Regions from separate parts of the Mus musculus genome. Here region 2 is linked to region 1. A link is a loop called in an ENCODE intact Hi-C map of the cell type or tissue named here. Cell type or tissue: left cerebral cortex. All regions are shown on one strand. Links, peaks and the distances in the headings refer to the core of each region. The heading gives the core; the rest is flanking DNA.

What was found. Hi-C counts contacts between places; a loop is a spot of excess contacts. Peaks named below come from ENCODE experiments on the same cell type or tissue, not always from the same donor. Only the 100,000 strongest peaks of a DNase experiment are listed, where the experiment ranks them.
Region 2: it touches region 1 in a loop (2.0-fold over the local background); 4 of 42 quality-filtered maps call a loop at or near these places.

Annotation. Positions count from the first base shown.
Region 1 is chr13:83,877,451-83,894,948 of GRCm38, forward strand. Gm52045 (a long non-coding RNA gene) reads right to left here and starts at 5,734. Exons shown (of 3, transcript XR_003950631.1): 1 at 4,791-5,734; 2 at 3,253-3,681. 2810049E08Rik (RIKEN cDNA 2810049E08 gene) reads left to right here and starts at 13,758. Exons shown (of 3, transcript NR_036594.1): 1 at 13,758-13,964. In left cerebral cortex, for the core only: no CTCF peak of the experiment used is centred there; no DNase peak of the experiment used is centred there.
Region 2 is chr13:84,047,422-84,062,215 of GRCm38, forward strand. The region is part of intron 1 of Gm17750 (predicted gene, 17750); the gene reads right to left. Among named protein-coding and RNA genes, the nearest start is that of Gm17750, 10 kb to the right of the region's middle. RefSeq lists an enhancer at 10,810-13,653. In left cerebral cortex, for the core only: no CTCF peak of the experiment used is centred there; a DNase peak (open chromatin) is centred at 4,998.

The DNA.
Region 1 (17,498 bases), core at 5,333-10,332:
TAAATTCCATAGCGTACATATGTGCTGGGGGATCGAGTCTCACCTAAAGACTAAACCACTCTTTGAAAATAACGATAGCTGCAAAGGTGCTCACCTCATCCAACACCGTCTCATCCAGTCTGTGATAATTCTGTGCACGGATGCAATGTATTTTGATCATATCAACCAGAAACGCCACTCCAACTTTTCCCAGAGCCCTTACCAGCTTTTCTCTGAAGATTCAGAACTTGTGTGATTGAAATCCTTTCTCACAGTAGTGTGAAAGCACAACATAAGGCTCTGTGGAGATGGTTCTGTGATGGATGCATACATCAGCAGAGGCCCTTTATTCTTTGGCATTTGTGAAAATTATTTCATGTTTCCCTACATTTTAAGTGCTAATTCATTTATAAAAATCATTCTAAATAGTTTCTTCATTAGAGTAACTGTCAAGTATCAATTAGTGAAACTAAAATTGACATTGCTAATATTTTTAAGACATAAAAATTGTATGTTAGAAAATTTATGAAAAATAAGAGTAATCTGAAGTTAAAAAGAACATATGAGTTAATTCTCAGCTGTACACTGGTGGTGTCTGCCCATTTGTAAATTAAAATATTTTCATAAAAGAGTATACATGAATGTTCTACTATGAAAACTTATCTACAAAGAAACTAACCTTTATGACTATTAGTCAGAGTCCCTGCCTCTAGGAAACATAAATATAATCTAATGAATCAAAATAATTCTTCTTAATCTATATCATTTTCATTGTACACTGTCTTTAAGTCTCCAAAACCTTTCTCTATGTAGTATATGAAGTTGAGGCTTTTTGTTTATTTGTTTGTTTGTTTTGTTTCTTTTTTCTAATCTGGAAGTTGATAATTATTTTAGGTCATTATTTAAGCATCTGTTTTAGTGCTCAGTTTATTATTTTTGATAATTTAATAATCTTAATGTGATTTTTACTGAATGAGCTTTTTAGTTGCAGTTTGAGGTCAACATGATAGTGTATTTACGGTTCTTTCTCTAGTATCAGAGTTTGATGACGTTCACTTCTGGATACTATCCCCTCAATAAAGAAGCAAATAGTAAATTTTTATGGGAAAGCTTTTTGGGCAATAACTATTTCTCAGAGTTGTGTGATAATTATAAAGTTTCATTGTATTAAGACACACCTTATAACTTTAAAAAAATTTTGAAATATTTGTAAATATTTAAGTTTTTCAAGCAAAAGCACAGACATCTCTTTCAAGCCTATTTTCTTCTTTGTGTCTTTAAATAAAAACTAGTGACGAAATGATTTGATTTTATATTATGTAAGAACAGAGGCATCCTGATTTTACAGTCCACTCTCTAGGGCAGGTCGGGGACCCGGCAGTCGATGGCCAGCACAATATGACCTCAATGGCACTCTTTGAAATGCTTTGTCTCATAAGGCTTTGTCTAGACTTTTTCAACCTTACTGTCTTTTTCTTAAGTATTATGGTCTCTGGTTATGTGCTTATATGGGTTTTGTGAGTTTTTCATGTTTTTTCCTTTGTTTTATTTTTTCCTGTTTATTTAATTTTTATTCTAGGGATTGTTTGTTTTATTTTTTGTTTTGTGTTGTTATTTATTTATTTATTTTTGCCACTTTGTTTTCTAAAAAAGAGGGAAAGAAGGCGTGGCATTGCAAGAGTGGGGAGGTGATGTGTGGAGGATCTGGGAGGAAGGGAGAGAAAGGATACTGTGATCAGAATATATTGTATGGGGATTTTTTTTCCAATAAAACATGTTTAAAAAGTACAATAAAAAGAACATGAGAAAGCTGCAGATGGACAAGTAGACACTTGTGCTCATGTTTTATTTTAAAAAGTAATATATCACACAGGTGCTTTTTCCTAGTACTGGGATTAAAAGACGTAGTAATGAAGTGAAGTCCCCTATATCATTTCTCATATTCACTCACAATGACTTCAGGACAATGAATTTACATTTTAAAGTCTTGGTGTTCCAACTTTTAATTTTTTTCAATTTTACTTTATTTTAGAAAATACTACATTTTTCTTAAGAAGAATTTCAGTATTTATGGCATTACTACATTAACAATATAGGAGATGCTAGACACACCTCCTATAATGCTTGCAAACTACTTTTTAGTTTTACTCTTTCCACATTGTCTAATGTGGAAGTCCTAATGTCTTACTGGACCACCGAACTCATTTTCTCTTTATAATGTACATTTCTTTCTTTATCTGCCCTCCATCTTCCTTTTCTTCTGTATTTTCCTCAGCCTTTCATTCTACTCTGGGCTTTCTTCCCTTCCCTGCCCTGGGTTCCTCCAGGCCTGCTATAGTGAACATCAGAACATTTAGCTGCAGTTGGGCTTCTAACCTTGATCAACTTCAGCGTTTGCAAAGGGATTCTGCTTCTTGAATTCATTAATAGTGTTTTGCCACAAAAGGCTTTGTGGTTCTCTCCTGAAAATAGAGCCTAGCTTAATAACATTCCATTTATGTTAAAGACACATTTAATCTGTAAATGTGACCTTTAGAAAATTTCTCTTGTTTTTCATTAAAGAAACACTGCATTACAGATATTAATTATTCCTTGATGCAGTATTTTAATTAGCTAATCATGTGCTATTTGCAGCAATAAAGAATGTAGTAAGGTATGAAGAGTAATACTATGCAATGCAAGATTCATATCAAAGAATCCAATTCTGAAGAAAAGACATGTTCGAGGATGTTCTCTGGGTGCAGTTGCTTCTATGAAATATTCTGTTTAGAATAGTGCTTTCTTCTGTTTTTCTGTTTTGTATTTTTAAATGCCCACGCAAGCCTGTTTAAAATGCTGAACATATCGTTAGGCCCATCACTAATAAGTGAACGTTCACTGAGGCATATTAGCAGGCTCCAGCAATGTGTTGAAATTGTCACTGAAGTGTTTGGAATCTGAACACAGAAAATGACAGGCAATGCCGAAGGTCCAGCCCCACTGCATGTCTTCACTGTAGCTGGAGTCACTGGATTGGTGAAACCAGTTTAGGTTCAAGGTCGCTGCTGACATTCAGCTGTCATGGCTTCATTGTCTGCTGGCCTTCTCTCCATTGACACATTCAAGAGTACTTTACAGCAACCACAAAGAGCCAGTCAATTGATACCATTACACTTCATGCACACACAAACCACAAGCCTGCTCAGGACTGTTGATACACTCTAACATTTATTCATTAAGGCATCTATTGAAAATGCAACTTACCCAGCCCCACTCTTAACAACATAGACTTACTTGTTTAGTCCAAACATTTAGCTTCGTCTTTTTCAAGTTTTGCACAGCGTTCTCTAATTGAGGTAACATTATCTGCATTTTAATGCTACACCATTTATGTCCAATGAAAGATTACCTGAAGAACCCTGCCATTACCACACTAGTTTAAATACAGGCAGTTGTATAGAAAAATATACACAAAAGATGTAAGCAGGGGAAAGGGAGATATTTATTTGTTCTGGGAATGCCATGGAAATCCAGTTGCTTAGAAATGAAATAGGAGTCTGGAGTGAAAGGATGGAAACCTAAGCTTGGGTCGGGAAGACGCTGTGATTACCTCCATTGTTAGGACCTCTTTGAGCTTTGTTGGTGTAAAGAAAAACCCACTAATGAATCTATTGAAGCTTGCCAGAACTTTGTGTGGAAGACAATGTAAGTTATGGTGTTGATCTAAAAAAAAAAACAAAAATGGTAGTAAGGCATGTGGATACATAAAACAGCACATATGTCTCTTTATTTACAGCTTGGTCATAAAAACAACAACAAAAAGTTGTTTAAAGATTGTATGTTGCACAACTGGCCTATTTACCATCATTTGAGTCAGTATTCTCAGATGTTGAAAAATTCTTGATGATGAGTTATGAGAAAATATGTCCAATTTTTAGTTAAAAGATTAGGAAATCAGAGAAATACCACACACACAATGGCTTGTTGGCTTCCTACCATTCTTTGTGAAAAGAAAAACAAGTTTACAAGTAAAGGTGAAAGGTTGTTTAACATTTTGCATATCTTAAACATGCAAAAATATTTCATTAAAGAATGTAATTAACTGACATTAGAAGTCGCAGACCATGTATTATGCATTGTAAAACATATGCTTCCTGTTCTTAATTGTATATGGTGTTTCTAATAAAATTGAATTTATTTTCCAGTCTGATATAATATTCAATTATAGGAGTATATTTAATGCACAAACTGTATTATTTTCTAAAACAACGCTATTGATAATGTTAGAATTCAATTGACAATTAGAATAGAAGAGAACTCTAGTGAATTACTTGATCAAGATCATTACTAGTACTAGAAAACATTAGCTGTGTAGCAAATAGTGTAAAATATTCTTCTGAAAGTTCTATTCTGAAATTTTGCTAAATAATTAAGTATTACATTGGTAAAGCAAAATAACACTAATAAAAAGATTCCTCATACCTCATTGATCTCCATCTACATACATGGCTTGACTTTTGCACAAAAATGAAGTTTGCTAGCTGGAATGAATAATTTTTCCCATAACTCTCTCTGAGGACTTAAATGTGTCAATAGGCTTGTTCATATTTTCATGGACATACAAGCACTGTTTCTTCAAACTATACTATTTCAGGGCATCAAAATGAACCAGTAAGTTATCATCATTCTTTCTGACAATGCCAAGGGTCTCTTCTCTCTGAAACCTAAATTTCTAAGCCCCTAAGAGACTTTTGTGGAAATTAGTGGCAAAATTTGTTACTATCTGCTTTTCTTTCATTATATTTTTAAAAATCACATTAAGAAGTACTTACTGAACGTGTGTACACATGTGCGCATGCATGTGTGTGTCTGTGCACACCGTGGAATTTGGAGAATGTTCTCAGGAGATGCCTTTCTCCTTCCACTCTGTGGGTTACAGAAATCAAACTCAGATTACTGGGCTAGGATAGATCATGCCTTTACCCACTGAATCAGTTTGTTGTTCCCCAACCATTCCTTCTGAATAAGATTTTAAGTCAGAAAATTTGGCTTATTCATTGAGAGATTTTTGGTTGAGGATTGCAAAACATACAAAATACTCAAGAGCTAAAGGGAATCAACAGTCACAGTGTAACTTCTACAGGCAAGAAATCTGACTGTACACTCTATCTGTGTTGTTGGTCTCTGTAACAATCCTGTGTATCACCACAAATGTTGTTTACTTTCATGGATGAGCTTCTACCAACCAAGAAAGGGGAAGCTTCAGCTTAAGGCAAGGCCAATATTTTTCTGAATCGCATACCATACTGAAAGTATATTCCAGAAAAACAAGCGAACAAACAAGCAAACAAACAAACGTGAAGAATCTGGATATGACTTGGTTGGGGTTGCTGGTGATGTCTATGGCAAATGCCGCCTTCTTTCTCTTTTCTAGACCTCTTTTCTTTCAGAGCCCTATAATGGGTTTTGCATTTTGCCTTTCTCTTCCATCCTTTCCTTTCCACCAGAGAACCTTGGTGATTGGCCTGGCCATCTTCTATACCTTTCATTGGCCTTTCATTTCAGGCATTATTCATGACAGCTGCAGAGGTTCTGCTGAGGAGGGCATTTACTCAGACTTGGTCACACTGTGTCTTTGCCTGGAGCCAGTCCAAATCTTACGGGTCTCTGTAAACATCTAAAACTTTTATATAATTATACCACAAATAATCCTCAGAGCTTTTTGTCAATATTCCCTCTTAGTTCTTATGATTTAGGAGACAATCTTTTATGGCAAATCACCCCATGTTTGCAGTGGAGAGCCCAGATGAATCAGCATGTAACAAGTTTTATGTTGCTGTCTGCACATGGGTGTTTCTGTGCACACATGTGAACTTCTAGTGCTCTCTTTCTAACATCTAATCATTCTTTCTTCACACTGCCAGTGTATACATAAAATTTTATATGGTTCTCACATATTTGTTGAAGAAAATGAGTGTGTTTTAAGCACACATTATTAGTTAAAGAGTTTTGTAAATTTTTGTGTACTTGTTTATTAGAATGTCAAAGAGATTGTTCCACTTGAAAATTAGAAAAGTGCTTTTATTACATGTGTAGTCATTGTCTCTCATAATACAATTTGTTTTTGTCTTTCTGTATTTTCAAAAGCTATTTAAACTGTTGACTTGGAAAAAATGCCTTTGGGAAAATGACACCAAATAGTATTAAATAATAGCAAAAGGAGAGAGATGACCAGGGAAAATGATCCACATATTTGCTGAAGATAAGTACAGATTTCTATTTTTCTGCTATAATTTGATTTAAAAGATTTAGGATTATGTTAGATTTTACATTAGAATATAGATTGTTCTGAGGGAGGTTTCTTCCATTATACAATTACCATTTTCACTGTTTTTTTTTTTAATTAAAACACAGTTAAAGTAAATATTCCATGACACCATGACTCAGTATTTCACCATTTGGTAAAAATATATAAATCTTACAAATAATTTACCCAAACTCTAGACTTCGAGAGCGTGGACTGTGCTTGTGCAATCCTCTCTCGGTCATTGTCTAATGTGGAAGGAGTTGTGCTTGATGGTTGCAGCCTGTAATTAGTGAGATCAGTAATCAAGACAGCTGTGATGTATTTTCCTTCAAGAACTAAAAGAGTGAGGACATCTGTCTGAGATGAATGAAATGGTCAAATATAAATGAACCTAAATTTGCTGTGTTGTGTGGTTCTTTTCAGGGAGAAAAGAGAGTATATGTCCCTCATGAGAATATTTCTTCAGCATCAAAATTGAGTAACGTTTACTTCCTGGCAACAGAATTTTATGTCCCAGACAGTAAGTCCTTGGGAAGATGTCAATGAATGCTAACACTAATTGATGTGATCGACCCATATGCGCGCACACACATTCACATGGTGGTATGCAATGGTGGAGAAATCACCTTTTGGCTCTATTAAGAAATCTGTCACTTTTAGGTCAGAGTAAAATTTTGGAGGGTGCCATCTTCCAGTGGAAAGCTATCTTGACCATGGTGGTATGCGAGAGTTGTTTGTTGTTTGCCTTGTTCATGATGCTTAGTCAAGGAGACACTTCCTTTCAGATTCTGTCTTCCAAACCCCAGGGCTCTGTTCTGGGCAGTTCAGCCTAATGGAATTAAGCCTGACATGTTTCAACTCTATTTCTTTATAAAATAAACATAAAACAATGGCTTAGATTTCTAATAAAACTCTTGAAGCACGAGGAACTCCAACTTTCCATATTCTTTACACATCTGTAAATAAAAGCACATGAAAGAGAAGCACAACAGGACAAATCAACATAAATTTGAAATCCACCGCAGCATATTTAAATGTGCAGTCTCAGTCAAAGAGAGGCTGACCCCGAGGCTTCGTGCAGTTTGAAGCTAATTCTTTTCGTCAGGATGGGAACGTCTGAAAGTCCATGGCTGTGTCCCACCAGTAAGGCTCCAGTAACTGAGCTGGCCCACAGAGAATGGGCCCACTTTGTAGCGACACAGCGGGCCCAGACATCACCTATTCTGCTCTCCAAACTGTCATGCATAACAACTTTATTGTGCTAAATTGAACTTGAAAGCAACCAAAGGCTATGAGAAGGAGAGGCTATGAGAAAAGCGTGCTGTCAGCTCTGGCAAAGGCTGACCTGGAAAGTAGGCTCAGGGACGGGGAATAAAAGACCAGGCCCCATGAACACAGCATATTGTTTCATTTTAAAGTATGATTCCCATACCAGAGAAAGTAGCAAATGTGATGTAAATTTATTTAAATAGATTCGACCGCTTAAAAGTTTTTCAGCCGCTCTTATCCAACTTTCCCAGCTCTCTGATTCGTTACTTACAGTGGGAATATAATGACATATAGTCATCATTGTAACAGCTTCTTTGCAGGGCACAATGATGATTAATAGCCAGCAGCAAATTTTCACATGGGCTCTGAAGCACTATGGCATTAAGCAGCCAAACAGTCCCAAATCCCCCTTTTCTGTTCCGCTGAAAAGTCCCCTCCTTGTACCTTGTAGATAGGAACAAAGCCTATCTAATTCCAATCAGCTTTCCCCCATTCAAAGGGACCTTCTCTTTTTCATAATTGATTCATGTGCATTTTTTAGGGTTCCCCTGAACTGAAGCCACTTTCCTCCCTTTCTCTGCTCTCTCCCCACACCAGCACCCCTCTTTTTTGAGGGAACGAAGAGTGCAGAACATTCAGCAACAACAACAACAACAACAGCAAAAATCTGTGGTCTTTTTTTTTTTTCTTACAAAAAATATTTGCTAAGTAGATTTCTCAGTTAGTACCAGTGTGTGCTTTGGATCTAAAGGTTTTATGACAAAAAAATTAAGTCCTGGATGTCTCCATCATGTGTTTGAGTTACGAAAAAGTACGAACTGAAATGTTGAAGGTAGAGACCCTGCATGGATGGGTCCTGTGAGGAACTCTGAGAAGCTTTGGCTCTGGTGAAGCACTCGCAGCTGGGAAAAAGCCCCTGGCTCTAGACATACACTTTTATTTTATCCCTGTGCTGGTAGCTGTGACAGAAGGTACAAGTGAGCAAGGCTGAAGGCAGGAAAAGTGAAAGCTCACGTCCATGGCAGTCTTATTAAATATCCTTTTACTCTGTAGCACTCTTACATCATAATTACTAGGAAAAGTCCCTGCACAATTGGAAGCAGTGCTCCCTCATCCAATCCCCCCTACTTCTATTCCCTACCCCCGCCCCTGTGATAGCAACATACATGGCCTCAGCCAATGGTGTTTTGGGAAGGGATTGCTAAGCTAAACTCATTTGTGCCTCTGTGATAACATAGTAGTCACTTAGTACAGAACATTATTCGATATGCTTGAATATTTGTTTAGACTTCATACACTCTGCCCTCACTTTTCTTGATCAATCTGTTTTCTGGGGACCCATCTCATTTATGCCTATTATCTTTACATAACTATAAACCCTCTCCCCCCTTTAGCATCCTGATCTAAACAATGTAAAAATTCTATATGCCTTTGCTCTGGAAATGGCCATGAATGACTTACACACACACACACACACACATACACACACACACACACACACACACACACACACACACCACACACGAGGTTATGTCATACCTGAGCGGCTATGAATTGTCTTTTATTTTCAAAATTTAGGAAGAATGAACCAAACCTGGAAACGCTGCTGATGGTGGAGGCACCAATGATTGTGTCTCTCACAGTTCGGAAGTTGGTTGACCCTACATAGCTTCATTGATTTCTGGGAGAAATGAGACCATTTGTTGAAAGACATATTATAAGCCACATTTTAAATTTGACACTGTCCTGTGGCTGGGTCACCGTTCTCGCTGTGAAACAAAGCAAATACTTGAGTGACCAGATAAAAATATTATGCCATATTGCAGAACAGTGGCCTTTCTTATGGCTTAGTGTCTCCAAAAGTAAGTGAAGGATATATAAAGTGGATGGAAGAAGCTGTGCTCATCATTTTCAACCCAAATTAATAAGCTACATGTGACAGTAGTTATCTAATACTGTATGTCTATCGTAGTTTTCACTCCAAATCTTAAACAAGTGATAGAGGTCTAGTATTGACATATAGAATCACAATTTCTCAGAAAGTGTGACAAATCCATATAGCAATGTCACTGGACATTGAACTTTGAATATGGATTATGGGAAGAGTAATATGTGCTGTCACAGACCTCCTTGTAACAGGGTTACCACAGAGGCTTGTATGCAAGTCAGTTCTACAAAATTATGAAATAATGGACTCCTGATATGCCACACTTAGAACCACTACAACAAGCCCCCAAACTTCTTTTTTTTTCTGTCAAAACACATTCTATATTTGAGCCCATACAGATGGGTATCAAAGAATTATGATCGGCCAAGCGGTTCTTTGGAGGACCCCAGTTCTGTTCTGCAGCCATCCTCCTCAGACTAACCAGGGGGCTGTCCTATAAGTACAGACACGTGTTATTCCTCCTGTAGATTCTTCTTCCAGAAGTACACCAAGTGGAACCCAGCACAGATATTATCTCATTAGTCTCAAAGTTATAAAAAATAATTTTTGTTGGGATTTTACTCATGAAGTGAGTGAATAATTTTGATGTGAATTCTACCATCACGTCCTTTGTGGTAGCGATCTGCCCTCTTCAATAGGGTGATAGAGTAGGTTGTGGCCAAATTCCAACTCGAGGAAGTTCCCAGCTGTAAGTCCCACATGTTTGGAAATCTCTGGAAACCTAAAAAGGAAAGTTGGCTCCCTTAAGTTTTTCTGTCATCTTTCTAGAGACTGTATCTATTCTCAAAACAATTGGATGACCTTGTTTTGTCTTTCAGCATGAGGCAGATGCTTACTAAAATAAGACCAAAGAAAGTGGTTGTCCTTGAATCACAGTCTGAGCTATGCTTCCTATGACCTAACCTTACCAGTTCAACTTTCCTGACCTGATCTGCCATAATTTCCACAAAATATTATATTCACAAAAAATGGAACTGAAGCAGAAGAATGAGGCATCAGTCTCCAGATAGAGTGGATAACATTAGTTTATCATATTACAGTGGTAGGCGTGGCCAAGAACACCCTACATTCAGGAGAAACTTCTTGCTATTGCCTCAGAGCAGAAGTTTAAATTCACTGAGATGAGTTGTTTTTTCCCCAAACCTGAGGTTCTTAGAGGGGCATCTAGGGACTCATAGAGAAGCATTCAGGAGTCCTGTGCCGACCTTGTTTTCTGAAACGGTGTGAGGAACTGAAGCTCAGAGTGCCGTCTTAGGTTTTGGGTTGAAATTATAATGTTACCTTGTGCACACTTTCCTGCTCACCCTGGCACCTCCATCCTTCAGTGTGAATCATTTGAATCCCACAAGATGTCTCCCTGACAAGAGAGGGAGGAAAACTTCTATACAAAGAGCTGGGAAAAACCCAGATGTCCCTCAGCAGAGGAATGGATACAGAAAATGTGATACATTTACACAACGGAGTACTACTCAGCTATTAAAAACAATGAATTTATGAAATTCTTGAGCAAATGGATGTATCTGGAGGATATCATTCTTAGTGAGGTAACCCAATCACAAAAGAAGTCACTTGATATGCACTCACTGATAAGTGGATATTAGCCCATAAACCTAGAATACCCAAGATACAACTTCCAAAACACAAGAAAAATCAAGAAGGAAGACCAACTCGTGGATACTTCATTCCTCCCTGGAATAGGGAATAAAATATCCATGGAAGGAGTTGCAGAGACAAAGTTTGGAGCTAAGATGAAAGGTTGGACAATCCAGAGACTGCCCCACCCAGGGGTCCATCCCATAATCAGCCACCAAACCCAGACACTATTGCATACGCCAGCAAGATTTGCTGAAAGGACCCTGATATAGCTGTCTCCTGTGAGGCTTTGCCAGTGCTTGGCAAATACAGAAGTGGATGCTCATAGTCATCTATAGGATGGAACACAGGGCCCCCAATGTAGGAGCTAGAGAAAGTATCTAAGGAGCTGAAGGGGTCTGCAACCCTATAGGTGGAAAAACAATATGAACTAATCAGTACCCCAAGAACTCATGTCTCTAGCTGCATATGTAGCAGAAGAAGGCCATCATTGGGAAGAGAGGCGCCTTGGTCTAGCATACTTTATATGGCCCAGTACAGGGTAACGCCAGGGCCAAGAAGTAGGAGTGAGTGGGTAGGGGAGCAGGGCCGGGGGAGGGTATAGGGAACTTTTGGGATAGCATTTGAAATGTAAATGAAGAAAATATCTAATAAAAAATTAAAATAGAATGTAAACTGAGGCTCACTATTTTTTTCATTCATTCATTAATTTATTTACTTTATATCACAATCATAGTTTCCCTTTCCACCTCTCTTCCCATTCCCTTCCTCCGACCTGCCCCCCCATCCACGCCTCTTCCCTTTCTCCTCAGAAAAGTGGAGCTTCCCATGTATATCTACTGCCTTGGCATATCAAGTTGCAGTAAGACTAGGTACATCTATTGAGGGAGCCCAGTAGGGGAAAGACATCCAAAGGAAGGCAACAGAGTCAGAAACAGCCCCTGCTCCTTCTGTTAGGAGTCCAGCATGAAGACCTATCTTCATAACTCTTGCATATATGTGGAGGGAGGTTCACAATTATAGAGCTGGTGTCAAATACTTCTCACCAAAGGCCCAGTGCTGCCTCAATGTTCAAGTTATTTATTTCATGTTCATACTTATTCTTCCCTAGTCCTAAATCAGCTGACTGCGTTCACCAAAGCCAAGGTAGCTACTCACTGTCACATTTGTAGTTATACAAATAATGTGCTTAGAAGCATTTATGTTTAGAAATTTGGAATTTCTCTTGATTATGGAAGCTCATTTGGGTAAGGCATAGGTTTCAGTGCTCTATGGTAGAGCACAATAGGATAACCACAGTTAACAGCATTATTTTTAAAAGTCAATTTTAAAAGTCAATAGCATGCAAATGTGTAGAAAAACAAAACAAAGTTTAAGAACCCCTTGGGTCCTACTGTATTCCTTGATATACTCCATTTTTTCTGATCTTTCCTCTGCTTTTTCATATTTTTCTCTCTTCTCTTTAGCTCTACTGAGCCAAACAACTCTGATTTATTTTCTAGGTGTCTTGAAGAACTTGATTCAGAATAGCCAAGCAGATGTCTATAAAACCAGTTTAATAGATTTACGTTTTCATTATAATTGTTCTTACCCATGCTAGGGACGGGAGTGGTGATAGTCAGACAGAAGTTTGTGAAGGAAGCAATCCACCCTCTCTGCTATGACAGGCATCATTTATAAAAACAAGGGCTTGTAATAATAGCAATAAGACAGAGGTGCTATGAGAATATGGACAAAGCTGAGCCACAGCTGTGACATCAGAGAGACGTTAGCCAGTCAACACAGAAACTGCCACTCTAGAATTCTTTTCTGTTTTGGGTATCTATTTATCTGTCTGTCTGTCTGTCTGTCTAACTGTCTATTTATTTGAGACAGGATTTCTCTGTGTAGCTTTGGCTGTTCTGCAACTCACTCTGTAGAACAGACTGGCCTTGAACTCAGAGAGTCACCTGCCTCTGTTGGGGAATAAAGCAGTGCACCCCCACCCCTCGGTCCATTCTAGCATTCTTTTTTTTCCCCCATTCTAGCATTCTTAATAGGATACCTCTATTATTCAAGTTACTTACAGCTGGGAACTCTGTTACTTACCACCCAAAGCTTACTAACTGAATCCCACATCTACTCTTTTTCCAGTTATTCTCTTCTTGGAATATGAATCTTTGTAGTCTCTTCCATTCAATGCAGTAGAATGATAGGACTCAGAATACTGAAGCTGGAACACTAATAAGATTATACATTTAACCTCACTAAGTACATGTGATTTATTACAGAATGAATGAATTTAAACTCATAAAGCAGTTAACTTAAGGTTTCACAATCGAGTCTGAACACAAGAGTATACAATGCTAGTTGTCTGAATTCCAGTGACATCTATTTTTTACATTCCCCCCCAACTTGCGCTGTTTCTTTTTACTCTCACAATTCAACTCTAGTGAATTTAAAATGATCACTTTTATACTCTTTTATCCATAGATCACGGCCTTACTCAACTCACTTGAGAGAAACTCTCAAGTAGATAAGAACACAGAGATCCACAACACATGAAGACAGTGAGAGACTTTGGAGCACTCAGTCCTAAATATGATGTCTTTATCAAACCTTTCCCCTCAGGGATCTATGCAGAAGAGGAGACACATTTCAAGAGCCAGAGGTTATGTATGACTCAAAAGAAAAAAAAATGTCTTCCAAACACAACAGGACTGTTGCATATATAAACTCACAGAGACTGTGGCAGCATGTCAAAGTTCCACAAAGATTCAAGCTAGAGGGGAGGCTGATCATAGACGCCCTACACCCAGCTAAGAGGCTATCTGCATTGATGTCCACTGGTAAGACAGAAATTAGTGTTCTCCAATGCATTGTCCCTGGACATATCAACCACAACTGAGGGTAAGCCCCATGCTCAGGTTTTGTGTTGTCTAACACAAAACAAACTCAATGGCATTTTTTTTGGGTAAACTTTTGTTCCATGTTGACTTTTTTTGGCATTTTTTGTCTTATCAGTGTTTTGCTTGTTTTGATTCTGGCCTCTTATATATATGTTCACACACCTGTAGCCATACATGAGCATATACACCATACACATACACATGAACACACACACACATGAATTCACACATGCCCACATACACGTGAACATCTACACACACACACACACACACACACACACACACACACACACACACACATACACACAAAGATGTATAAGGCTAGAACATGCCTAACATGATGAAGTAAATTAGATATCACAGAAGTCATTTATGGATTTCTAGGAAGATCTCGATACTGTAGCTTCTTAAGAACTAAGGTTTTTGTAATTAGTGGTGTTTAGTAATCTCCATATATGTTCATTGTACTTTGCATATTGAATTTGTAAGGGGCTAATTTTAGAAATATAATGTATACAAAATGAACTGGGATCATATTCAAACCTAACACAAAGGAAAGATATACAAGAGTTGAACTGTTCAAATCCATCCCCATCATCCACTATAATTTGAAGACACCTTCTAACTCCTAGATCCCGTAAGTACTCACAAGTTCTGAGTGCGTCACAGGATGATGAACAAGGAAGAAGTGTGGTGGACAGAGAGCAAGAGATAGGCAGCTCTGGGTCATTGCTCTTGGTACCAGGCAGGTCTAGATCACCTTAGCTCACTGTCCCAGTATACTGAATTTTCTTAAAGAAAGAGATATTAGACAGCGATACATTTTGCAACAATTCTTCTAATTATATGCTCCAGTACAGGGGAATGCCAGGGCCAGGAAGTGGGAGTGGGTGGGTAGGGGAGCAGGGTGGGGGGAGGGTATAGGGGACTTTCGGGATAGCATTTGAAATGTAAATTAAAAAAATATCTAATAAAAAAATTGAAAAAAATTCTTCTAAAAGCCAGATAAAGTAAGATGGACAGCTTTATTAACAACCTGAAATATCATTTAAACTGCACATGTGTTTTAAACTTATTCTTTATTACAACAAGATCCTTATGTATATAAATAAAATTTTTAAATTGTTGTAAAAAATAAAATTTACCATTTTAAAATTGTCAATAATAATAATAATAATAATAATAATAATAATAATTTTCTAAGCATCCTTCTGCCTGACCTGATATCCCATGTTGCCTAGTGAAGCCTGGAATGCATGGAGTTCTTCCTGCTTGGCATTCTTAAGTGCTTGGACTACATACATGCACCACGACCCCTAGCTTAGTTATTCTTTCAGTACATAGCTCTGTGGAATTAAGTCATTCACAAACTGCAGACATCACCACCACCATGTTCCATAGAGCATTACTTATCTTTTGAAGTAGAAGCTGCACTCGTTAAAAACAGAGTTATGCAGACCCCCTTCCAGCGTCTAGAAACCACCATTTTGCCTTCTGTTTCTGGAATTTGACTCTTCCAAGTAATATTAAGGGGATGGTACAAGTTTTATCTTCTCTGCTTACTAGTTTATTTCATTCAAAAAATTTAAGCATATGTTAGAATTTCTTTTGGTTTTATGTCTTAATGATATTCCATTGTATGTATTACTACATTTGGGTTTCTATCCATTTATCAGTGGATATTGGGGTTGCTCTCCCGGATTAGTTGTAAATAATGGTGTTAAGAGTACAGAGATGGATGCCTCTTTGCATGCCTGCTTTCAATTATTTTGAGTATCTGATCAGAGGTTCAATTCCTGGATCACATATTAATTCAATATTTAACTTTATGGAGAATCACAATGTTTACTACAGCAGATCAATGACTTTATAAACCCATCAGAAGTATGTAAAAATTCTAACTTTTCCATGTTATCGTCAACATTTGCTATTGTCTCATTGTTTCATTGTTTTGTATCAGGCATTCTGATGAATGTTAGGTAGCATAACAGTGTGATTTTTACTTAAATTACTGTAACAACTACTGAAGTTGAAAATCTCCTCTCTCTCTCTCTCTCTCTCTCTCTCTCTCTCTCTCTCACACACACACACACACACACACACACACACACACACAAGAGATCAAACATCAAACCCAGGGCCCTCTTCATGATAACCAGAAATCTACTATTGAGCAGTATACAAATTCTGAAAATTAACATTTTGGATATTTGTCCATCTTCTGGGGAGGTGTGTTTATTCAACTGTGCTTCCTGTTTTTTGATTGAGGGCTGTTTTTCTGAATGATAGGTGATAGGAATTCTTTATAGAGTCTATATATGAATTACATACTAGCTTGTAGATTGCAAATGCCTTCTATCATTCTATATAGGTGTTTTGTTCTTCTGTTCATGGTGTCCTTTGATACATAGAAAGTTTTCATTTCAGTACCATGCAATTTAGCTCTATGTTTGTTGTTGCTGTTCTTCTATGCCTCTGTTGTGATTCCCAAGAAATCACTGCTAACTCTAACACAAGGCTTTACTTTTCAGCGATTTATAGTTTTACATGTTTGATCTATGTGGAATTATGTTTATAAGTGATATTAGATTATATTATTGTTGTACAAATGTGGTAAAAACATTCTTTTGCATTTAGATATTCTATTTTTCTATCAATTGTTGTGAAAAAGACGCAGAAGTTCTTTTATTGTTCTATCTCCTTCATGTGTTTTCTTGAGCATAGAGAAAACTAGGAACACCAGATAAGGGGTTTTAGTTAGCTACCACGATTTGAGCTAGCAGATGTGACACTTGCTAGAAGCGACACTGAGTATTTAACTAACTGCCCGAAATCTGTTTGCTTATTTCAATTCTACCATGGATTCATCCCTCTGAGTAATAGTATTGTAGACCACAAAGACTGAACAATTAACCAGATAGAAGGATCCTACTCTTTTGAAGTTTAAGCTACGATGATCTGTCACTTGGGAGTGGGATTGCATTACAAAGCTACCTTCTTGAGATTCCTATAAGGACAGAAAAAAGGCTTCCCTTTTTGACAATAATGACAAATGATTCTGTCCCCCAAACTATGGATTCCTTTCCCTTTGTTTGAGAAATAATTCCTAGTGAGTATATATTGCTTAAATATTAATCCACAGATGCTGTTATATTGTCCCACCAAGAAGTAAAATTCTTCACCCTAAGTAAAGGCATAGTAACAAGGGCTAATATTTCATATGAAATACCAAAATCAAACCAAAAAGAAGTTAAAAATATTGAGACAGTGGTCTTCAGGACATTAAGCCTAAGGTAATAAAAGAAGGGTATTCGTAAAAGAAGGTAGAAACATAAAGTGAATCGAATGATTGTTTCAAATTAATTGTATTTTTAAAAATTATGTCACATAAGAGCTAAGGCTACTGTGAGTCCACTAGACTGCTTGTGTAGTTTAGTGTCTAGAGAGATGAAAACATGTACTGTAGATCAGAGTACTGAATTCTCAAGATAAATAGATAAATAGGTCCAGACTTCTTCCCAAGGTGCCAGAATTT
Region 2 (14,794 bases), core at 2,028-7,027, 170 kb after region 1:
TATAACAGCAAATTAAAAAGTGGCTTCACACTCATGGATCAGTGAGAGCTCAAGAAAAGTCTGTATGTTTGGAGAATGGGTGTATGGGTAGTACTTAGTGATAGGACATGAGTATCTTGGCCATAATATGTTTTCACATGTCTTCTGAAAAGACAAGATATTTCCCCCTCATTCCCAAGTTAAAACTTTTGGCGTTGACAAGTATCCCATATCCTAGATCATTTAAAAGTCACCTACTGACTATGCCTATTAATCTGATTTTCTGTAAACATAAACAAACAGACAAGCAAACAAACAAACAAATAAGAGCCTGAGTCACACCATACATACCTGGATTACACTGCTCTCATACAGTGGTTTATTGTTCTTTAGCTTGCCAATAAAATCGCCTTTCTAATCAAAAAGAGGGGAGAAGAAGAATACAAAAAGCAAAGCAGCTATTGGGAAAAGTGAAAAGGAATAGGAGAGATGCTGATTCTGTCTTTCTGTTGGCGGGACTCCGTTCTGGAAAAAGACCAAGGGCAGAGGAGGACATAGTCCTAAGTGTACAGAGAGCTCCAAATGGAAGTGTTCACTGAATCTCAGCTCAAGAGCGTTAGAAACCCATGCCCAGGCTCAACAACATGCTTTCCCATTACAGATCTTATGTTCAGTACTCTATGATGCGTGAGGACCACCTCTGGCCAAAAACGAAGAGAGGGTATGAAAAAAATTAATAAGTAGCTCATTCTAAGTAGTGTTTAGAATGTTTCTATTAATTTTAATTATGTCTGTTAAAAATCAGATCAATACATTTAAACCATAATGTGTCAAGGCAGAAAACATCTATTCTTTGGGTAATATCAGGCACATCAATATGCTATCCACTGAATGTTAAGTCTGTTTTGCTGACATATGAATGTAGAGAGATTGTCTTCAGTCTTCCCCCATGTATTTTGATTGGAATTCACAGTTTCTCCCTACCTTAAGATGAGGACTAATCTAATTCAAGCTCTGCATCTAAAACCTTAATTATAAGTAAACACAGTATTATCTGTAATGCAATTAGAAAAAACAAACAGTGACCTGGAGTCATCTCTGTCCTTCACACTGAGCCGTGAAAGGACTTTGATATGGGCCTAGGGTAGTCATGTTCTATTCCAGAAGAGACTCAATGTGATATTTCTATAACTTTCTGTGGATTCAAACAGAATTTTGTTAAAAACAATTAAAATGGATTTACTCACAAGATATATATCTGAGGCAATCATATGCAGAGAATATCTGTTATTTGTCTCAGGGAAACTTCCACTCCGAGTCTGTCTGTCTGTCTGACTGGTTGACTGACTGACTGTTTTAATTATACCCGTCGTAGGAAATGAAAAGAAAAAAAATCTTTGGATGTGTGTCTTAGTTTGCTTTGTGTTGCTTCCACAAAACAGTGATTAAATGAGGGAAGCCATGCTGAGACCCAAGGTTGGAGCTTGAAGCAGAAACTGCAACAGAGACTATAGCAGAGTGATACTTACTGGTCTCTTCTCTCACTCACATTCATCTACATTTCTTATATAGCCCACTTGCTTAGGGATGATACTGCCCACAGTGGCTTCCTATATGAATGAGCAATCAGGAAAATACCCACAGATGTGTCTATGGACAATCAGATAAAGGAAATTCTTCCCTCTTGCATGGTTTTGCAACAAACATAATTACAAAAGGCTCTGCAGATTGATCCTGTTTTCTCCAGATGAAAGTATCTTTCAGCTTATCTCTGTCTCAAATGATTGTTTAGCAGTGTTTGGGATGGGTTTAGCTAGCTGAGCTATGTCACAGATTTTGGAATATTTCAAGAGAATCAAAATATACATTGTTCTTTACATTTAGGGATATACTGATTTTAATTTAAAAAATAAGATGATTTAAATTAAACCCACAGCCATAAGCATCAGCAAGTGAATGAAAAAGATACTTAGAACCTCCAAGTTCTTCAAAACTCTAAAAGGTTCCACTATTCCGAATGACACCAAAACCTATTTGTGTGATTGTTCTTGCTAATGGCTTCCATGTGTTCTAACTACTTGATGCATTCATTCTGTGTACTCACTTTGCATTTACAGAGCATATTTGTTGAGATTAAAAACTATATAACTAACTGTTCATATTTAATTGTGTAAGTTAAATTCTTACAAGTGTATATACCTGTGAATCTATTACCAGTCAAGATGATAAACACATATTACCCACAATTCCCTTGCCCTAGAGCTTTCTGCCAATACCCTCTGCATGATCTACTTTTTGTTATTACAAATTACTTTGAATTTCCTGAAATACAAAAATGGTTTGTGCCATTCCCATCTTTTATTCCTGATCTGTTATTCTTCATACAGTAATGAAAACTCATTCAATACAATTATGCTGAGAGCCCTCTATGTTGTATAAAGCAATTCCTAAATAAATATAAGCTATTCCTAAATTTTAGGGCTATAGAAGCTATGCAAGTTTGGGCTTTACATGGCTATACAATTACTGTGCATTTTGCCTTTTTTTCCTACTAGTTAGTAGTTCATCAAACTATAACTCTTTCAAGGGTATACTTCTATTTCACAAAATGTTATAAAATTCCAGGGCTGACAACAAATTGCATTTTCTCTTAATTTATGTATATCCATACATTAAAATAATTGATCACCTCAATAAGTAATCACAAACTATTTGGTGACCTTGGTGGTCAAATTATGAAAAATGTCCGGCCTAAATTCCTTCTGGATTTCTTCTGGATTTCATCCTTTTTACTTTTTTTGATCTTTTGTTTCTGTTTGTTTGAGGAAACTATCAAACCTAGATACTTAAAAGTTTTTAAAAAATTAAATTAAATACAGACTTACATCTATATCTACACTAAGAGGAAAAGATACATTTACATAGGAGGAAAATACGTATTCTCTTATTTCAAGTTATTTTTAAAATTATGACTGACTTTTTAAATTTAGAAAATATGGTGATATTCTTCTTTTAATTGAAGAATATAGGACCAAGATGGGACAGATTTTCAGTTTTACTCTAGGAAAATGCTCATATTTCACAGGTATGCCATTATTAATGCTCAACTTCATTGTCATTTTTCATTTGGAACTCACACTGGGAATACAACATGAGAAAGAAATGGGGGATGAAACCAGATTATTATAATTTGCAAGACTAATTATGACTTTGAGTTTTCCTGAATAAGCTAATTCTTTCTGCACTCTGGGATCAGTAAGTACAGGAGCAGTCTCACAAGGGCTTCACTAAGTTTACCACTGCGTATATTTATAAATAAATTTGGTGACACTAAATAGCATTTTAATTCTCTGGTTTTGTTGGGGTTTGCTTCTAAAAGTATTCAAGAAGAGTGAGATACAGGAGAGACCAATGTGGGGGCAAATATTAGCAGTATACAAAAATATATATGTATAAAAATGTCATAGTGGAACCCATTATTCTATATGTTACTGAAATTGGACTTTAAAATCCAGTGCCCCAGGTATGTTCTAACTAAATAATAATAAAAAGGGACATACTAACCATGCATTATGGGCCTAAATATGTTTGTTTTAAATGAACTGTTTATTTTTATTGGCATCACTGGAAAACAGGACTAAAGAAGGACCACAGAGAACGTGAAAGGACAACAGGCAGACAAGAATGGAAGGGAGAGCTGGAAAGGTGCTGGGTGGAAGCAGAAAGGACCTAATAGGACCTATTGCTTATTTCCATGTTTGTTTGTGAAGAGCCTTATGAGTAACATGAAGTGGTTAGAACTTCTCTCATAACTTGAAATCGGTTTGAGATGTTGGTCTGAAGGACCCAGCAAATGCTGATTCCCAGGGCTCCTGTAATGACTCTGTTAACACACCCTTAAGGAAGCCCTTCAACTCTGCCATTCACTGCATGTCCACTCAAGAGGGGTCCTCTATGTGCATTAACTAATTTCCACTTTGTGAGACTTCTTGTTTTGCCTTTACCTCCAATTTTATGCTTGTATTTTGTTCCAAGATAAAAATGCCGCAATAATAGATATGTGTGCCTTTTGCAAAGGCCCGTGTGCCCCAAACAATACAGGGATAAACTATATAATGTCAAAACTGCTTTTCATATGCCTCTAATGCTGATACGTTTTATGAGATAGAAGAGCAAACACTGTCCTCCTCTAGTAGAGATACACAAAAGAAGTAATCAGCTGTTTGTGGAAAAAATTGTGGAGTTTTGTGACAAAAACCAGTTTTTAACTGGAGGAGATATTCTACTGAACATGTCATGTGGCGAGTTTAATGTGCTCTGGGAAACAAACTACCCCATAAAACTTCCTAACACAGCTATGACACCATGACAAGGGACACACTTTCTCATTCATATGACATTGTGTACTGGATGTAATACACTAGGCTTGTGTGCAAGACATATATAATTACTACTATTTTCTTTTGACTTTTCTACCTTAGGTCACTATTTTCTCTATTCTCAATTTATCTAATATTTTAGCAAGGATGTGTTTCATGGTCACTTTGTACTTTCCAGGTAGTTCTTGACTTTGATTAAATAGACATGTAAGCTCACTAGCAGTTCTTATGTGGGAGTGTCTATTGCTACAATAAATACTATTGGATATTCTGTAAAACCTAACTGTAGAAAATAGCATTTAATAATGAGGGAATGGGCTAAAAGGACTTTACTTATAGTGTACCATGCTTTCCTGTGTTATAAAGTGCATTCCTGAAATGTGAACACCTCTATAATAGTCATCTTCTCCATACATCCAGTGCTCGCTCTGCTCTTATGCATGTCTGGCCTCCACTGAAACCAAAAAGATCTTGTTCCCTTATGTGTATGACTGTTCTTGGCCTTAAAATAAACTCTATCACCATGAATGAACCCAGAGCAAAAACAGCTAGTACAGCTACATTTGGGCATATTATCAGGCAAATCCAGTTAGCACATTGTGAAGCTACATTTAAGTACCTAGGGGTTATGACACAAAGTGACAAAATTGAGCAGGGAGTTGAATGAAGCCATCTGCATCTGTCTTCCTGTGCCAACACAAGGAGGTGTGCCTACTGAATGCAGACTCTAACTCTAGGTTTCCCGAAGTGTGAAGGCTTTTTTGAAGTCTTCATGTTCAATATATATGTATATATGTGTATATATACATACACACACACACACACACACACACACACACACACATTTTGATATGCCATAATGGCTTCTGTGGGCAGCAAAGAAGAAGCCTGTGAGCCTCAGAACTCTCATTCCAATCTTTTCAACAACTTCCTGTTATTTCCTCCCAGCCACAGGTGAGTTCCAGGCTCTACCGCACCACAAAACAAAAGAACAATAAGTCCGTCTTTGGGACATTTCCTATGGTTGGTTTTAATTAAAACACAGCTCTCCCCAGTTTGGTGATTTGAATTACTAAACTCTGAAGCTGTCTTAGTAATTTAGGGCTCAGAAAGAATTGTTCCACTTAGAAATGCTACAGATCTGTTGATCATACCAGGGTCAATGTAAACAAATGGCAAATACACGTGTGTTGAATATTTCTCTCTATATATGTCTATGTTTCTTATAAAGTGTAGAAACCCTAGAGCACATACCAAGTGCTATATATTTATGTAGCTGTGGATATCACTTATATATTTGAGATCCTTTTCAAGTATAAATCTATATTTATCTCTGTTTTTTAGAATTAGTATCTGAGGCAGTAAATGCACATTTTGATGCAATACATTGCACTTTGTTAATAATAAATTATTGTATCTATATTCTAAACATTTTAGTAGACAAGTATTTTCTCTCAATAGTTTCGTTGCCTTGGTATAACCCACTATAGTTCATGTCTCCTAGTACTTTTGATAGACATAACTATCATTAATTCTTCTTGTTATATAGAAAGTTATATTTTTCATATTGCTTTTGCTTGCTTGCTTGCTTTGCTTTCAGAAACAAGATGTCACTGTAGAGTTCTGAGCAGCCAGGATCTCTCTAAACAGCCAGCATTAGCTCTAAACTCACTATCATCTGGACTCAGCCCACTAGATGCTGGCATTGCAAGTACAAAAGACCATACCTAGCATTGTTTCATTTTTTAAAAGAACAGTTGTTTCCTTTTAGAAACAATATTTTTTGCTAATTTCAAGCACATACTTTACCTTAAGGTATAGATGCATTATTCTCATTAGCATTAATTAACTGCTATTCTTAAAAAGTACATTTGTGCATTTTTGGAGTTGAGATTTTATTAGTGTTGTTAAGTACTTTAGATTTTTAAATATTCATTTAATCATTTGTTATATATCAGAGTTGAATGGCTTAAAAGTTCTTTTAAATCAATTGCCAGCTTTGTTTTATAAAACCTGTTTCAAAAATTAGTCTACCTCAGTGAAAGAAATACTCTTAATGGAGAGAAGAGAAGAGGAAAGAGCTCACAGGGAGAAAACTGTCAAGTGAACTGATGAGATTTGTTAAATATGGATTCATAGAACTCATATTCACAGATGTACACAATATATTCCTACTGAAATTGAAAATATGTTTTGAAAATCTCCAATTAAAAGTCCTATATCCATGAAGGCATTTTTCATCTTTAAAAATTAAAAGTTAACCACATAACATAATTTTATGACTTTTCCTCTAGTCCACATTTCAAGGTTTTTGACAGGAAAACATGACAAATTTTAGTCTGTAAAAGTTCTAAAGGAAAATATATCACATTTTACCACTTTCAGGAATGTTTGCATACATAAGCTACTGGTTAGCGTCTCTAAATGTAACATACAGTCTTTGTTTTAAATTCATACTGAAGACACATAAGGTTAGCCCTTCAAAGGTATAGCCCATGCTGCTCTTCTGCTGAGTCACTAAGTTGTTTCAACTTAGCAGATAAAATATTAGTAAAACCAAATCTCAATATGAGACAGAGAAAGGGAACCTGTTCTCAGATTTTGGAAAGAAATCATTCTAAAAAGGTCACCTCAAATTCGTGTGTCGCAATGACACATGGTAATCCTTGAGCCCTACTCGTGGCATTGGCATATATGGATAGTAGTATGTAATCTAAGACTGGACCATGCCTAAACTGAAGGGTTTAGATCAGATCACAAATATGCTATGATTTGCACAGAAGTCAATTTAACCTAAAAAGTATTGTTTACATAGAAATTCCAAGTTGTTTATGATTACTCTGTCACAAAGTCTATAAAAGTTGGTGGTTTCTCCTCCAGCCCTTCATATGCATATAAGCCTTTTGTTCCTGCCTTTGCAAGAACTGTGTTTTACTGCTTTCACAAAATTCAGTTATAGCTCAAGTTATTTTAACAAATGATTTTTTTCTCTCTGTTAAAAAAATGGTTCTAAGACAGAGATTTTACATTACCGAGAAAAAGGAGGAAAATTGAGAGAATCCTTTCATTCCCTTCTATAGCTTGCTATTGATGAAAAACAAAAGAACAAATATAATTGGTAGAACAAACCCTACAGGAATTTCTAGCATCATAAACAGGCATATTCTTAATTGTAAATAGTTCGACTTTATTTCCAGAACTTTACCTATATATATGTCGGTCACCTCACCCCAATTGGGCTTCCATTTCAATACTTCAGCCCTATCAGAGTAAACAAGCAATTGTTAGAACAGGAAACCCAGCTGAGGTCTGGGGGCTGCAATCACTCGCCCCTCTCGCTCAATTCCATGCCAATAGCTATTGGAAAGGGAAAGGAAAAGAGGTCTGCCACTGTGGCGCGTGGAAGGAAGGGGGCAGAGGGGCACCACTTCAATCTCCGGGCTCTGGTTCCTTCTCTGTGTCATCAGAGAAAAGAGATGCTCTTCATTCACAAAAGAAAACAAGAAAATCTCTATAATTATTTTTGGCTCAGCTCCATTGAAATCCATTCTCCTGGAAGTATCTCTGTTTTAAATTAAAACAATGCTTAGAATATTCACTCTCTGCTCATGCTTTTTCCTCTCTCAGTATTTCTGCATAGACATCCACCCCACCCCATTTTCCTCTGGTATTCTTTATTTTTTTGGTCTCTCTCTCTCTCTCTCTCTCTCTCTCTCTCTCTCTCTCTCTCTTTCTCTCTCCTTCCCTCTCTGCCTTTGTGTTTTTTTCACTTTTTCCATCTATCATGCTAAATGAAGTTGGAGTGTGAAGCTGCTAACACCAAGCCTCCCAGTGCCTACTGAAGATCTCCATATTTATTGTCAACTGTACAATCTGTCCCTACTTCCATCTTGAAATTTTCCCATCTGATATCACTGTGTACTTCAGGAATGTTGATTTGTGATGTGTTGTTTTGAACCAAAACTAAACAAAAACAAAAACAAAATATCCAAACCACACTACCACCACCAAAAATCAGACTACTCCTTGTGTATCTTATTAATAAAATTAGAATTTACTTTGCTTCCCCCCCCTCTCTCTCTCCATCTAATTCACAAAAGATGGATAATTGCCAATAGTAGGTTGCAGTTATTAACTTCTAGCAAAAAAAAAAAAAAAAAAAAAGCTTAAAAACCACTATTTTTAAATCCAAATTCCATGACTTAGTTGTACGGACTTAAACACATTTTTTTGTATCATTTACTGTGTTTCTCCTTTTCAGATAAAAACTTTTACCACTTTTGTTTCTGTTAAGAGAAAATAATTTAAGCTAGTATAGTTTCTGTTTCTATACTTACTAAAGTTATCATCTGTCTCTCATCTCTCCTGTAACAGTGAGTTCTTTGGGTTCTCCATATGAGGCAAAGATTTTACTTAAAATGACTTACATTTTGTAGAATTCCAATTTCTCAAGGTTTTCAATTCTCGGTAACTGTAGGCAAAATTTGCTGATAAATTTTATATTAAAAGAGGTGATCTCATTCCGAATTTCACTAGAATTAATGAATTCTGCTATTTCTCACTTTCTAATTGCAATAATTAATTTGTGTTCATTTCAAATTCTCAGCACCATCACCCATGAAGTTTGCACCCTATTTAGGGGTGCATTCCTACTCCTGTGAACAATGGCTGGTTTGTGTGGGCAAGTATAAGGAAACCTTATCCACTTCCCCCCCCAACCCACCCGCCCCCCCCCCCCCCCCGCCCTGCACCAGTTTGGCAAATGAAACAGAATACTGACAGTTGCCCAGAAGTGAAATGTCTCTGAGATTTCCTATCTGCCCAACAACAAGAAAGCAACGTGTAACTGTTTATTAAGAAGAGTTTGGGAATCTATTTATGAGACTCCATAAGAACCCAGATCATGGGGCTGTACTTGATTTACCAAAGTGGGGTAACCTCCTACACACACACACACACACACACACACTGTTGTTAATTACACTGTAAACATTTAATACACATTCTTTTTGTCCTTTGCCCTTTTCACAAGGAAAGGTGGCAATTTATATGTACTCTGGCTCATTCTTCTCATTGTTTTATTTCTTATTGTTCTGGCTTTCTTTCATTTCAGTGAAAAAGAGGCGGACATGTTTGGGAAGACAAAAATGTTTACCTAGTTAATATTTTCATATAAAGAAAGTCTAGGCACCTTCTACATTGTTATATGGCCTTTGTTGCACCACTAATGTGGAAGCTGAATTTTAATTACAAAATACCGTGAAGGGAATGCAGTAGGAACACGTAGCCCTTGAGTGTTAGCCAAATGACAGCAGGTTTAATAGCAGGAATGGCTATGCTTGGGATCCATATGCATGTTCAACTCACACATTGAGGCAACGCAATAAAGCAGAGAGAAAGCAGCTGATACACAAAAGGGACCGTCTAGACAGTGCCCCATCAGTCTGGCTAAATTTGGTGCTGGCATCCCCAATGGGATTGTAATATAATTGTTCTGGTGTCTGCGTTCATTCCCCTTGTCAAACACCATTCCAAAAACACATCCTTCTCCCCCCAATCTTTCTTCTTCCACAAACATGAAACCCAAACTATACAGTGCTGGAGAGGGCATGAGATGGTCCAGGCCCAGGAAAACATTACAATTCAGCAGAATTGCACTGTTTAATTTCCTTTTTAAAAAAAAAAAAATTTCCCTGTTAGATAACTCTGATGTAATTAATTTCACTGAATCTTAACAATTTAAAATTACAGAAAAAATTTAAATGCAAATATAAACAGCCTTAAAATACTGAGCATCATAGATGAAAGCAAACAGGCCTTCTATTCCTTTGTACTCATTAACCTCTGTTACAAAATTTAACAGAAATCAGAGCTGTGGAAGTATAGAAAAGGACATGGATCATAAATCCTAATGAGGAAAAGGCTAATGAAAACAGGGTTAAGCAAAAGCACAGAAAATATCAATTGTGTGGGGTTTTTTTCTGTCTTGAGTTTAAAGCCACTGTATTTTCTTTCTCTCTAGACAGCTCATGAAAGTTACATTTCTGTGAACTTGTGAAATGAATGATTTTATGTCTTTGGATTTTTAAAAGAGAAATCAGCAATCTACTTGCTCATAATAATTATTAATTTATATTTTAAAATATTCTAGTTTAAGAAATCAAGAAAAATGAAAATCATTACTTAAAGAATAAAATAAAATATACATCATTAAAATGAATAATGCATAGATTATTGATAGAAATGTTTATAATCTAAAAACTTCCAAAACACTGGAATTAAAACTGTCAGAACCCACCGCCCCCAATGAAAATGCAGATTTGAAAGTTGATAATAATCTAACTGCATGCAATTATTTTGTTATCTATGGACACTGTTGAGATGTTTACATTAATTAAGAAGCCCATTTTTATAGCCATTTTTTAATACCCAGAAAAATGAGATTGGGAAAGAAGCTGGGCTACTGAGTGGGTATGTATTCCTGAGAGTGTGTCTGGATTTGTTTTTCTGTTTGGGGGGCTTGAATAACCCGTCCCTGGTGCAATAAAGAGAGATTTGTCTCCCTGCTTTCTAGCACTTTGGTGATGCTAGAGTAGGGTGCCAAGTAAGTTAAGCAAGTCTCCCATCCGCATCAGGAACCACCTTAACCTAGAGAGCTATCAAGGAAAATACTTTGGGATCTAGATGCTGGCTTTGACCAACTGTAGGAGGCTAAGAGGCAAACAGACCCACCAAAGTCTGACAAAGGCAAGAAGTCCCTGAAGACACAAGGCAAAAAGACAGAGCAACAACCCCATAGAAAACTACACTTACAGCAGCTCAGAAATACACAAATACCGTTTAGAAATGGCCTAAAATTCTCACATGGGAACAAAAGGTTAACTATATGATTAAGAGATATATTGTTCTGTTTTTGATTTAAAAAAAAAAAAAGAAACACAATTTGTGACTTCATATTTTTTTCCTTTCATCTTATAAAATTCTCATTCTGAATTTGAGCATGGGTACGAGAAGTACGGTAATTAACAGAGTCAACAATACAATATTTTAACAGAATATCCACCTGCAGCTGGTTCTTTGCTTATAATTGTTTCATTATTCATTTTATTTCTTGAGCACGCACTGGTGGAAAGCAAAAGAAAGGCATACTGTAGGCCTCCCTGAGATGAAACACTGTAGCAAAAGCTGAGTTTTATACTTGGTTTTCAAACTATTGAATAATATCCTATGAGACCTCTTAGGTCTTAACTGGATTAAAATGAATATATTTGTGCTCCTGCTCTTCAGTTAACTAATGTGCATGTGAATTGACGCTGCGAGGGAGCCACACTGAGAGTAGATGCAGGGGACAGGACGAGTGTCGCTGTGCAAAGGAGTGAGCAGGCTGCCTTTGCCTCCGACAAAATGAAAATGAGCAGGCCTTGGGGTCTGGTGCATTTTGTCGGGGCCAGAAGAGCAGCTGAGCTGAGGGATGAAGGGGGAGGGGAAAGGGTGGTGGTAAAAGGGAGGTGGAGAACAGGGTGTGGGGTGTGTGTGTGTGTGTGTGTGTGTGTGTGTGTGATCACTCTGAGGTTTTAGTTATGACTGTGGTGCTTGCGGTTTTTGTTTAGTTGTCTCGCAGCATAAACAGCCTTGAGCTTCAGGTTCAGGGTGGAGTGCATGCAAAGGGAATGTCAACGTAGTTCTCTTTCTGTCCTTTCCCCGTGGTTGCTACTCAGAAAACTGTGGCTGGGAAGGAGTGGGATGGGGGGGAGGTGAAGTAAAGAGAAGGGGGTCTGTCTGCAGCTGCCCCTCTCACACTTGAATAAAAGAACTTTTTTTTTTCAGGGGTAGGGAAGCTGTGAATACCTTTCCCAATAAGAGATGAGGCATATTGAAAACTATATTAAATTACCCTGATTAACAATTTAGCCACGAACAGGGGAGCTTTGGGAGATCTCTATAGGCAGGACTGGGGGCTATTCATGCCAGCAGCTAAGAGGTCGAAAGGTTTCTGAAGTTCACAGGCTCAGAGCCTTTGTTATGCTAACAGACAATCTCAAATCAGCTGCCTAGTGGAGTGTGAAATATAAATGATTCCTTGAGAACTTCCAGTAAGTTGTCACTCTTGCTCTCCAAATACCAGGACAGGCTGCTAATTTCTAGCAGACCCTTTTGCAACATCGCTAGCCCTAAATGAATGCCTTTGTAGTTCAAATAATCTTTTCAAGGGAGCTGTCCTATCATCATAGCCCAAACGCATCTTGGTTTTGACTATTAAATGAAAATCAGAGTTCAGCCCTGCTTGACTTTTCCAAGCAGCCGATGTTTGGGAAGGGTAGAGGCAGCTCTCATGCACAAGAAGTTAGCACCCACTGCAGGAGGGCCAGGGCATTAATAACAGCTACAGCCATGACTACCCCAACTCCAACCCCCACCCCTACCCCTACCAGGAACAAAGCTCCTGGAGAGATTTACAGGGGGCTCCCCTCAGGCTGGACTACCTTCTTCTTTCAACCATACCAAGTCTTCTCTGATTTATGGACCCTCTGTCCAACAGGACAGCCAGCTGACCTGTTAGCATCTCACTGGTCACTTTGAAGCAGCAACCTTAGGGATGAATATATTCATTCTTTAGGGCAGATGAGGCCAAGAAGAAGAGGACAAGGTGTATGTCCAGGCTGTGCCCTTAGTATCAGAAGCTTGTGCATATTTTTTCCTTTTCCCATAAGTGTAAAAGCATGGCTTAAGGTCTTGGGTAGAATCTGTGAGCATGTCCAGAGAACTGTCTTAGCTCTTCACATCTGAATCTCAAAGCTTTGAAAATAAGGAAAAACACTACCAGTCCAAACCTCATATAAGTTCTGAGAGCAACAATGAGAATGTACTAAGGGAAGTATGGCCAAATCAAGCGATCTAGTAGAAAAGGGTAGGGCCAATTTAAAAAATAAAGAAATCACAGAAGAGAGGGCAGAGCAAAGGCTGAGAGGCACCCGTCTCCATGAGTCTGCACAGAGAAACAGCAGCAGGCAACCTGGCCCTTAACATTTGGGGAGAGGATTTCTGACTTCACGGTCCTCAACTTTTTGTTGAAACACTAAAAGGTCCATAACATCTCTGAATTCTCCAAATAGGGCAAGGCTGATTTCTGGGGCAAATAAAAAGTGTGTGGGGAGGGGGGGGGGGGAATCAGATGATTGTATCTCTGAATACATTCTCACAGTAAGTTCTTAAACATGAGGTAACATGTGAGCAATAAATTGAAGACGCTCTCAGAGTCTTAGAAAGAGATCTATCCATGCAAAGAGCTGAAGGCCGGCATGCTCCTCATCCTCTTCCAACTACAATTTCTAACTACTGTTGCTATAGCAACTTATGTAAACAAACACTTTTTTCTTTCTAAGGTAACTAGGACTTAGGACCATGCATTAAAACATAAATGACTGAACAATATGAATGGCTCGGTATCTCCCAACAGCTTAAATGTTATATAGCTATGCACTCAAATGTTATTTTTTACAAATAATCAGTATACAAAGTCAATCTGAAAAGAACTCTGAGATTTAACTCGGAGGCTTTAGTCAATATAGTGTAAGGTACTTTTCAATTATTATTATTGTTCAAATCCTTATTTCAATTTTTAAAATCTGCAGGTAATATTGTTTGGGAGAATTAGTTCAGATCACTAACATTAAAAAGTAAAAGTTCATAGTTTCTTCAGTCAAATGTTAGAATTGAACAATAGCTTGTTGCTGACCTGCTCAGACCCTTCTCAGAGGGACATAGAGCAAACTTGTCCCCCAATTTCAGATAGTAAAGTGATGAGCTCTGAATTTCTGAATTACAAAAGGCAGGCAGTATTGATCAAAAAGTTGAGTGGATGTGATACAATTGCTTAAACTCAAATATTATTCCCTTTCTACTTAAAAAGAAAGAAAGAAAGGAAGAAAAACCTAAGTCAATATTAAACTGTAGGATGTCTACCTGCTGCTGACACATGCAGGACATTCAAAGGAGAAGTGTTTGCCCTGTGCTTTCCAAATTCTTATGTCACCAATTGCACATGCCCTCTCTCCTTAACACTTCAAAACGGGGGAGGAAACGCTTTTGTGTTCAAACTGCAGAGAAAAGGTTTGTGAGTTGAGTGCCATGTATGCCAGCCATGTGTGCCAGCTCCACTCTGGGGAGCTACTGTTTCTCCCCTGCAGTGGTTTTTCTCTGTCCACGGCTTTTGCACATCTTAAACTCTGACCACTTGGAGAAAAGCAGTGGTTGAAATGAGAAGTTGGGAAAAATCGCATCAAACCTGTGTTTTACTGAAAAATGGGAAGGAAGAAAGCAGTGTGGGGCCACAGAGCCCCTGCAGTTCTCCATACACACAGAAAGAAACAGAAAATTTACAACGCTGCTCCTTTTCCTTCTGCTTAACTAAATACCTATGATCTGAGAGGAAGAGA